2 separate regions of the Homo sapiens genome follow, and region 2 is linked to region 1. The links are chromatin loops, found by intact Hi-C in ENCODE. Cell type or tissue: PC-9. All regions are shown on one strand. Each heading gives the region's core, and the rest is flanking DNA. Links, peaks and the distances in the headings are about the cores only.

Region 1 (5,370 bases), core at 288-5,287:
AAAATTGCCTATAGTAACGTGCTATGCGGGTTTGTAGCCTAGGAGCCACAGGCTATACCATTACGCCTAGGTGTGTAGTAAGCTATACCATCTAGATTTGTGTAAGTACACTCTATGACATTCACACAAGAAAATCACTTAAAAGGCCAGGTGTGGTGGCTCATGCCTGTAATCCCAGCACTTTGAGGGGCTGAGGCGTGTGGATCACCTAAGGTCAGGAGTTCCAAACCAGCCTGGCTAACACAGCGAAACCCCGTCTCTACAAAAATACAAAAATTGGCCAGGCATGGTGACACACTCCTGTAGTCCCAGCTACTCGAAAGGCTGAGGTGGGAAAATCTCTTGAATCTGGGAGGCGGAGGTTGCGGTGAGCCAAGATCGCGCCGTTGAGATAAAGCGAGACTCTGTCTCAAAAAAAATCGCTTAATGATGCATTTCTCAGAATGTAACCCCATCGTTAAATGCATGTCTGTACATGTTTTTCACGTATTAATATCTCTGAAATTAGAATGTGATTTACAGCCAAAGACATGGTTTCACTCGTAGCCTTTTTTTCTTTCCTAATTGTACAAATCAGTGTCCTCCAGACAAACAGAGCCAATAGGATACATATAGACGTATAAGAGGAGATTGATTATAGGAATAGCTTTCAGGATTATGGAAGCCCAGAAGTCCCACAATCTGCCATCTGCCAGTGGGAGAGCCAGGAAAGCCGGTGGTGTCATTCAGTCCAAGTCCAAAACCCTGACAACCAGGAGTTCCGATGTCCAAGGGCAGGAGAAGATGAGCATCCCAGCTGCAGAAGACGGAACTAGTTCTCCCTCCACCATTCTGTTCTATTTGGGCCCGCAACTGATGGGAAGATGCCTGGCCACGTTGGTGAGGGCAGAGCTTCTTCACTCCGTCTGCTGACTCAAATGCTAAATTATTCTGGAAACACCCTCACAGACACTCCCAGAACTAATGTTCTACAGGCTATCTGGGCATCCCGTAGCCCAGTCAACACATGAAATTAACCATCACAGTTGTACATAAAATAATGAATCATATCTTACAATCATTCTTTCTCTCTCTCTCTCTCTCTCCCTCCCTCCCTCCTGCTTCTCTCGGTGGTGAAGGGAAAGGGAACATGGCCAGAAACAATGTTAATATTTCAGGGAGAGCTTATCTCCCCAGGGTCAGCCTATAACATGACAAGGCAGGATTCTGATTAGCCCAGCACAGGCCATGTGACAATTCCCATGGACTTGGGGACGAGGGCTGCAGATTACCAGGCCCAGCCCACACTCCCACCTCACAGCACCGGGTCCAAGCTTTCACAATTCACAGTCCTAGCAGAACCGCTCAGAGCACAGGAGGGCCACTGAGGCGCTGGGGGCAGGGAAAGGAGCTGGACAAACACCATCAACAAATATCTTCAGCCAACCCACACTGACGATCCTGATAATCATTCAATGCTAATGCATGTTGACATAGAAAAATGAGTGGAATCAAAGGGACGGAAATAGAAAGCACCCTCAATGCCACTGATCAGCGCCAAATACCATTAACTCTTTGGTGCATTTCCGAGTTTTCTGTGACGGTCCCTAAATGAAAAGCTAAGCTTGTTTTGCTTGCTTGCTCTCCAGATGAGCCCTACTTCCAAAGGGGCCCATTTACATTGGCTTGGGCTCTTCCACCGAGCACGTGGCCTTTGCCCAGCCTGGCAGCCTAAAACAAGAGGCAGGCAGACGGCTTTGCCAGCCTGACCCGCATGCACATGGCCCCCAGCCTGGGCTCCTTCTCAGCAACCCCATTCCTCAGCCCTCCACAGTGTAGTCATGGGCTGGGAGGGGAGCTGGGGCCCCAGGTGCACCACAGACAGCTCCACTCCTTGTCTTTGTTTTGCTCTGGTGGTTGTGAGTGGGTGCATTACTGGGGTACACATGATTGTGTGTACATGCATGCAGGGGCATGCATGTGCCAGGGAGCCTGTGCAAACGTGTGAGCTTATGTGGGTGCAGGGCTGCACTCACGCCTGACCAGGGTTCTGGCTCACCTAGGCCACTTCCTGCTCTGCCACCTGCTGCCACGCCCACCCCACCTGTAGAAACTGATGATATCTTTTCCCTTTCAAAGCTTTCACCTCCCATCGCACGATCTCCATTCAGTTTCCCAACACCGAGGAGGAGATAGCCTAGGAGAAGGTGGCACAGGTGTCATTATCCCTGTTTACAAGATAAAGAATTTAACGCCCAGAGAGCTAAATGTAAAGCCTACGGTCTTATCATACTTCTGTCACACAACCAGTTACTGCTGGAAGCGACCACTCTCTCCTGACTCCTGGGCCCGTGATCTTTTCACCAGAAAGGGGGTTCTCAGACTCATTCTCATTATGAAGCAACACATTCACTGATCCTTTCAACTAAACAAACACTTCCTGGGTGCTTCCTGGAGCTCAAGACTGGGGCCAGGTGCTTTATATGCAATATTCTGAATCCTTCCAACAGCCCAGTGACTGCATTTTGCATAAAGGAAGCTCAGAGAGGTTAGGCCATGTGCTCCAGGTCACACATCTGCTGTAGCGGATGCTGTGGTCCTAAAGGAAGCTCAGAGAGGTTAGGCTGTGTGCTCCAGGTCACACAGCTGCTGTAGTGGATGCTGTGGTTGCAGATCCACCCTTCCAGACCAGGACACTCCATTCCTGTGGCTGCTGGGAGCGGGAGCTGGCAGCTCACAGCCAAGCAACTCCCCAGGAATTGCCCTCAGCCTCAGAGTTGCCTCATCTGATCCCGTGGCCCCTTCCCTGAGGGACAGCTTGCGTCTGATGACTGGTAGATAAGTTTTGGCCTTGATTGATTGGGAACATCTCTTAAGCGCCCACCTGGCTCAGAGTTCCCATGAGGAAGAGCCGAGACCTCAGCACTGCAGCCCAGCTGCTTACCCTCCCTCACAGGTGCAGCTCTTGAGAAAACGCCCCACTAAACTGCCTGCACATAAATCTCTGATTCAAAGTTTGTTTCCCAAGGACGCAAATGCAGACAGGTAACAGGTGCAGGACTGGGAACCCTGAGCCTGGGCCTGAGGGTCTCCAGTGTCTTGGACTCCTCCACCCGACTCTGTCATCCGACCCAGATGCCAACCTGAGGCCTAACCTCTCACCTAGTGTCCCAGCTAGTGGCCGGCTCCTGCCTCCTCCACCAGGGCTGGGAACAGCGTGGCTGTTAGAGGAAGCTGTGGGCTGTCTTGGAATGTGGAGTTGCCTAAAATTCTGGCAGGAGAGCCATTCGTCTTCTTGGAATCTTGACTCACCAGTCTAATTTAACCCCCTGGGGGTGGTGCGGAACCTGCCTCCCTCCTCCCTCCCACTTCTGCCCTCTCCAGCTCCACCTAGAGCCCCTCCCAGAGCTCTCCAGGTGCCAGCCCTGGACTCCCCAGCTGGGTCCTCACACGTGCTATTCCCTCTGCCAGGAATTCTCTTCCATGCACTAAAGACAGGCAGCCACAGCCTCATCCTCCATGTTTCAGCTCAGATCTCCCTGCCTCTTCCCCAGGAAACTTTCCTGATCCTCCCAGACAAGGTCAGCAGCACCGGGGCCGCTGCTTGCCTGACATTCAACGACTTTTCACCCAAACTCCCCGCGGGGCCTGTCTGCCACGGTGGACGTCCAACTCCATAAGGCAGGGCCCTTTTCTGTTCACTGTGACAGTTTCATGCCTAGCTCTGCAGCTAGTAGGGGCTCAATAAACACTTCCTGCCTTCAGGAACACAGGACACCATCCTCTCTGGCCTTCTCTGATATTCAGGAGCTTGTCAAGGAAAGGAGGGTGTTGGGGAAAAAAATTAAAAACCCTCCCAAGAAGTCAAGCATTGCTTTGGAAAGAGTCAGCCTGAGGTTTTGTGCAGCCTGGAGCAAGTCCTTCAACCCCACAGGGGCTCCATTTCCTCACCTGTAAAAGGAAAAGTGGAATCCAGTCCCCAGAGGGCTATGCGGAGACTAAACCAGGTAAGTCCACCCCAAGTCTTCGATTCAAGTTCAATTTTTTGTCTGTTTGTCTGGTTGTTTTTTTTGGTTTTTTTTTTTTTTTTGAGATGGGGTCTGACTATGTTGCCCAGGCTGGAGTACAGTGACTATTCACAGGCGTCATCCCACCACTGATCAGCACAGGAGTTTTGAACTGCACCATTTCCAACTTGGGCGTGTTCACCCCTCCTTTTAGGCAACCTGCTCCTGGGAGGTCAACATATTTGATGCTGAACTTAGTGTGGACACCAGATCAGCATAGCTAACACACTTCAGCCCAGAACTCCTGACCTCAAATGATCCTCCTGCCTCAGCCTCCCAAGTAGCTGGGAATGCAGGCACCCATCACCACGCCCAGCTCAAGTTTTATTTTAAAGTAAATCTTATAACTATTTTCAAAATGTAACAAAAATTAAAACCCATGTGTCCCCTCTCCCAGATTTAAAACACTGAAGATCACCCACGTGTTACCTGACACGGAAAGAATGAATGGTATGGGGGCACATGTTGAGACACTACCTTTGGCCGAATTTGGCTTTAATATCCTGGTTCTCAGTGCTGACCACTGACTCCGTGGTGGAATCACCTAAGACACTCTTATTTTTTGAGACAGGGTCTCATTCTGTCGCCAGGTTGCTGTGATTATTCACAGGCACAATCACAGTGCACTGCAGCCTCAAACTCCTAGGCTTAAGCGATCCTCCTGCCTCAGCCTCCTAGTAGCTGGGGTTACAGGCATGCACCATTGTACCCAGCTGTCAGCCTAAGGCACTGTTAAAACTGCCAGTGTTGGCCGGGTGCAGTGGCTCACATCTGTAATCCCAGCACTTTGGGAGGCCGAGGCAGGCAGATCACTTGAGGTCAGGATTTTGAGACCAGCCTCGCCAACATGGTGAAACCCCGTCTCTACTAAAAATTCAAAAATTAGCCAGGCATGGTAGCCTGTAATCCCAGCTACCTGGGAGGCTGAGGTAGGAGAATTGCTCGAACCCGGGAGGCAGAGGTTGCAGTGAGCCGAGATCGCGCCACTGCACTACAGCCTGGATGTCACGGCAAGACTCAGTGCTGCTCAGGCTGTCCCACAGGGCAATTATATCAGAGTCTCTTGGGAGTAAGACACTGGAATTTCTTTACATTCCCAACGTTGGGGGACAGCAAACATTTAATCAATGTATCATCTATAATCTATCTATTGTATCTATTGAGGTGGGTGTCTTGCTACATTGCCCAGGCTGGTCTCAAACTCCTGGGCTCAAGTCACTCTTCCACCTCAGCCTCCCAAAGTGCTGGGATTACAGGCATGAGCCACTACGCTCAGAGAGAAAATGTTTTCTATAAAGGGCCAGATACTAAATATCCTAGAAGT
Region 2 (5,370 bases), core at 308-5,307, 110 kb before region 1:
CCGAAACAGGAGAATCACTTGAGCCCAGGAGTTTGAGACCAGTCTGGGCAACATGGCAACATCCCATTGCTACAAAAAATGTGAAAATTAGCAGAGTGTGATGGTGTGCACCTGCAGTCCCAGTGACTCGGGAGGCCGAGGTGGGAGGATCACTTGAGCCTGGGGAGGTTGAGGCTGCAGCGAAGTATGGTGGTGCCCCTCCACTCCAGCCTGGGCTACAGAGCAACGCCAGTCTCAAAAAAAAAAAAAAAAAAAGGAGGGTACTATGAGGCCACAGGGACCAAGCTACACTCGCCAGGTGGCCCGGGCAGGCCTCTCTGAGGAAGGAGGGCCAGATAAGGGGCCATGCTGGGGGGAGAAGGAGGTAGCCAGGGACAAGGTCCAACCTGAGGCAGGAGGCAGGGTGCTGAGCTGAGCCCCCGCTGTCCCCAGGGCTCTCTGTGAACTCACTCACTCACTCTCCCGAGGAACGGGTGAGCCAGCATCATCCGTGCCCTGCAAGTAAGACGGCTGCAGAGAGGCCCAGCATTTTGCCTAAGGCTGCTGAGCTTATAAGTGGCAGAGGCAGGATTTGAACACAGGCCACTCACCTGGCCCCAGAGCCAGTGTGTATAATAGGCCACCTCACCCTGGGGGAGGCTGCCGGCATGTGGCGCCACTGCTGCAAAGGCCCTGTGCCTCTGAGGCGCTGGCTACCTGCTTGCCTCTCCCAGAGCAAGCCAGGCAAGGCTTCACCATGGATCAGAAGGCACCCATCTCCCTGCCCAGGGGTGTCGAGCCCCTTGGCACCACAGAAAGGAAGGAAGTGAGGGGATTGAGTCACTATACCTGGGGAAACTGAGGCTGAGAAGAGACTCCAGGTCCTTGGAGATTGGAGGGATGTGGGTCCTGATCCATCGGTCTGTGCCCAGCTGCCTCACCACCGCCTCTCTCCTGATTTGGGCTCCCCAGGCCCCAGCATGGAGCCTGCAGCCTGGTGCCCAGTAGAGGCTTTTTGATTAATTCACTGACCATCAATTTACAAGGTTTTCCTCAGCTTGGACCATGAAATCTGCATATCCACACCTGGTCCCTACCAGGGTTTTCAGTGTGTGTCGAGGTCAGAGTGTGTGTGAGTGTGTCTGTGTGTGTGAGGGGGAGGAAGTGTGTGTCTGTGAGTGTGTCTGTGGGGGGGAGTGAGTGTGTCTGTGTGTGGGGGAGGGAGTATCTGTGAGTGTCTGTGTGTGTGTAGGGATCGGAGTGTGTGAGTGTGTCTGTGTGTGAGTGTGTCGGGGTTGGAGTGTGTGTCTGTGAATGTGTCTGTGTGTGAGTGTGTGCGGGAGGCAGTGTGTCTGTGAGTGTGTCTGTGTGTGAGTGTGGGGGGAGGGAGTGTGTGTGTGAGTGTGTGGGGGGAGGGAGTGTGTGCCTGTGAGTGTGTGAGGGGAGTGTGTGTGCATGTGCATAGGAATGAGAGTGTGTCTGTGTCTGTGTGTGTGTGTGACTGTGTCTGTGTGTGAGTGCATGAGCATGTGTGTGAGAGTGTGTGTGCACGAGTCCCACCAACCTTGGGGAACACTGGCCCAGAAGAAGCAAGTGTATGTGTGTGAGAAAGCATGTGTGTGCGTGTGTGTGTGAGTTCGCATTTTCTGGGTGTGTGTGTGTGTAGAGGGAGAGTGTTGTGTGAGACTGTGTTTGTGTATAAAAGTGTATGAGAGTGTGTGCTTGCATGTGAGAGTGTGTCTGGGTGTGCATCAATAACCATAAGGGTGTGTGTATGTGTGTAAGCGTCTGTGTGTGAGTATGTGGATGTGTGCTGAGTGCATTGGCAGTGCGAGAATGCGGGGAAATGTTTGTGTGAGGATTGTGCCTGCTTGTGTTGCACGGACCTGTTTTCCAGCAGCTACCAGACAGGTCGGGAGTGTGAATGGGCCGATTGTTAACCTCAGAGGCAGGGAAGGAAAGCAGCCTTTTGTCCTGCGGGGAGCTGAGAGCTAGGAATGCGAGATGCTAAAGGCAGCAGCTTGACGGTGGGGGCTCCCCTGTTCACGCAGACGCCTTGCCTGGGACTGCACACATTCCCAAGCTTGCCTGTTGCCTTGGAATTGACCCCACAGAAGGTGAAATGCTTTCTAAACCATGACTGATCAAATTGCTGTGTTTTACCTGCGTCACCATTTCCTAAATGTAGAAAAGCAGGCTTTTCTGGAAGAGGGAACGTGAGCCTTGCTGTGGGATAGACATCTGTTACGATTTTGATGAGCCGGGTTTACATAAGCCAAGTCATACAGTCGGCCCAAGAAAAAGGACGGGAAACACACGGGGCTCATGAGTTGACAGAGCTGTGAGTCAACAGGTCTCCACTGAGCACCCCCCGGATGGCGTGTGGAGGGAGAAGAAGGCTGAACTGGCCGGGCGCGGTGGCTCTCGCCTGTAATCCCAGCACTTTGGGAGGCCGAGGCGGGGGCGGATCATGAGGTCAGGAGATCGAGACCATCCTGGAAGGCCAAGGTGGGCAGATCACGAGGTCAGGAGATCGAGACCATCTTGGAAGGCCGAGGCGGGCGGATCACGAGGTCAGGAGATCAAGACCGTCCTGGCTAACACGGTGAAACCCCATCTCTACTAAGAATACAAAACATCAGCCGGGCGTGGTGGCGGCGCCTGTAGTCCCAGCTACTCAGGAGGGTGAGGCAGGAGAATGGCGCGAACCCGGGAGGCGGAGTTTGCCGTGAGCCGAGATCGTGCCACCGCACTCCAGCCTGGGCGATAGAGCGAGACTCCGTCTCAAAAAAAAAAAAAAAAAAAAAAGGCTGAACTGGTTATGATTGGTTTATAAAAATCAACAAATCAACACCTGGGACGATGAGTGTGGAGAAATTGATGTAATTTCTTTGGCATCGGTGGCTTTCTCATCTGTAACATGGGAATGTTGGTAACTTTTCATGGGACTCTTTAGAGTCTTTTTTTTTCTTTTCTTTTTGAGAAGGAGTCTTGCTCTGTCACACAGGCTGGAGTGCAGTGGCGCGATCTCGGCTCACTGCAACCTCCACCTCCCGGGTTCAAGTGATTCTCGAGTGTCTCAGCCTCCTAAGTAGCTGAGATTACAGGCGTGCACCACCAGGCCCAGCTAATTTTTGTATTTTTTGTAGAGATGGGATTTCGCCATGTTAGCCAGGCTGGTCTCCAACTCCTGAGCTCAAGTGATCCGCCCACCTCGGCCTCCCAAAGTGCTGGGATTACAGGCGTGAGCCACCATGCCCGGCCAACCACTGGAGTCTTAGACCTGTATGCATTCGCCCATCCATAAAAACAGAGGCTTGTGCTTATCACTTGGAACATGGCCTGGCCAGCAATAATGACTGCTTCCCGGGTAAGGATTGTCGTTATTTCTACTAAAAAAAAAATAGCACCTGAAAGCATAATTTTTGGATGCTAGTTGTGTTTTCACTACTATGCATTTTTGTAATAAAAATGTCCACCTGGGTACCAAATTACATTGGGGCTACCAGTCCCAGCCTAAGAACGGCAGCTCTCATAGGACCACCAACCTCGGGGAGCACTGGCCCAGACGAGGCAGGTGCGGGGCTCCCAAGGTGATGCTTTGGCGAAACGAGCCTCTCGGGGTCTCTTGCCTGAACCCACTTGGCGTGCCCCTCTCAGATCCTCTCGTGTTCCGTTCTCCTGCTCCTGTGCCCCCAACCCCCAGTTCCACCGTGGTTGTCTGCTCCTGTTAGCATTTCCCTCTGCCACGGTGAGATGCCGAGCGGCTGAAGGCCCCGTCAGTCCCTTTCCCACTACGCTGAGCAGGCGGATGAATCATTTTTGATTTTTTCCCCCTTCGCTGGCAAATCGGAGTTGTCAGCACTCAACTCAAAAAGCTGCCGTGGGGAACATCCCCGGGAGGTGGACGTTGTCAGGGCAAAGGACTTGTCGCCAAGGAGACTACAGCCCCCGAGCCCACTGATGGGGTGCAGCCTTGACCCCCTCCACAAAGGGGCCTTTGTTACATGATAGGGGCACCCCAATTTGTAGGCAACATGTGTCACAGGTGAGTTAGCTTCAGCCCTGCAGAAAATTCTCCCCATCATCAGAGCAGAGTTTTCCAACCCACTCCCTCCTTCGTCAAACAAATTGCTTCATGTGCCTTTAAGTCTAAAAATCACATTTAAATATTTGATTCGCTGCCATGAGCCGAGGAGAAAAACGTCTATTGATGGATGCTCTGATGAGCTATTTGGAGAATGTCTCCTCGCTGCTCACCCACACAATTGTGGACATGCCTCTTTCCACTCATGCGCTTTCAAGAAAGTAAAACAAACAAAATGCCAAAGAGCTCAAGGTGCACAGGCTGGTGGCAGGGATTAAGGTGTAGAGTTTGCAAGGAAGCCGCTGAATGATCCATTTTATACAGGTTTTGTCTGTTGATTTTACAGGGAGATTGTTTTTTTCGGTAAACATCATTACATGGCAGTGTGTGTTTTCATTTCTTTCCGGAGAAATGAAAGACATTTGTAGCTGAAGAGATAAACTCCCCGTGCTTTTCAGATTTTTTTTATTGAAGTACCAGGAACACGGCCAAGGAGAAATGAAATTCGAGTGCCCGGGAGATCGCCACAGCTCTGGACGGGGCTTAGGCCCACAAAGTCCTGGCCACCACGTGAGAAGAAAGTTTTTGAGAAGCAGCCATGCGAATCAACCCAAAAATTCCAAGTAAGAGCTGGGAATGAGGTACTCTATCAGGACACCCACTAGCCGACTTTCTCTTCATTTAATCCTGGTGGCTACACGTAACATTTCCATGTTCCTAGACCAAAAGGTCGGCCCTAAGCATTTGGCATTGTTAAAATTCCACCATACGTCAGGCACGGTGGCTCACACCTGTGATCTCAGCACCTTGGGAGGCTGAGGCAGGAAGATCGCTTGAGCCCAGGAGTTTGAGACCAGCTTTGCCAACATGGAGAAACCCCAACTCTATCAAAAATACAAAAAGTAGCCAGGTGTGATGGCATGTGCCTGTAGTCCCAACTACTTGGGAGGCTGAGGTGGGAGGACTGCTGGAGCCTGGAAGGTTGAGGCTGCAGTGAGCCATGATTGTGGCACTGCACTCCAGCTTGGGTGACAGAGTAAGAACCCATCTTAAAAAAAAAAAAAATATCCGGCCGGGTGCAGTGGCTCATGCCTGTGGTCCCAGCACTTTGGGAGGCTGAGGTGGGTGGATCACGAGGTCAGGAGTTTGAGACCATCCTAGCTAACACGGTGAAACCCCATCTCTACTACAAATACAAAAAAAAAATTAGAGAGGCGTGGTAGCGGGTGCCTGTAGTCCCAGCTACTCAGGAGGCTGAGGCAGGAGAATGGCGTGAACCCAGGAGGTGGAGCTTGCAGTGAGCT

The links. A loop is a pair of places that touch in the nucleus more often than their neighbours do. Peaks named below come from ENCODE experiments on the same cell type or tissue, not always from the same donor. Only the 100,000 strongest peaks of a DNase experiment are listed, where the experiment ranks them.
Region 2: a loop joins it to region 1, with 7 times the contacts of the local background. A loop is called at or near these places in 1 of 110 quality-filtered maps.

What each region holds. Positions count from the first base shown.
Region 1 is chr20:56,687,394-56,692,763 of GRCh38, reverse strand. It overlaps the pseudogene RN7SL170P. Among named protein-coding and RNA genes, the nearest start is that of TFAP2C, 61 kb to the right of the region's middle. RefSeq lists an enhancer at 1,878-2,473. In PC-9, for the core only: no CTCF peak of the experiment used is centred there; DNase peaks (open chromatin) are centred at 2,103, 2,393, 3,233 and 3,873; H3K4me3 peaks cover 2,471 bases; H3K27ac peaks cover 4,583 bases.
Region 2 is chr20:56,801,397-56,806,766 of GRCh38, reverse strand. No RefSeq gene overlaps it. Among named protein-coding and RNA genes, the nearest start is that of TFAP2C, 170 kb to the right of the region's middle. RefSeq lists enhancers at 1-2, 1,255-2,126 and a silencer at 1,840-2,134. In PC-9, for the core only: no CTCF peak of the experiment used is centred there; a DNase peak (open chromatin) is centred at 2,186; H3K4me3 peaks cover 1,306 bases; H3K27ac peaks cover 1,787 bases.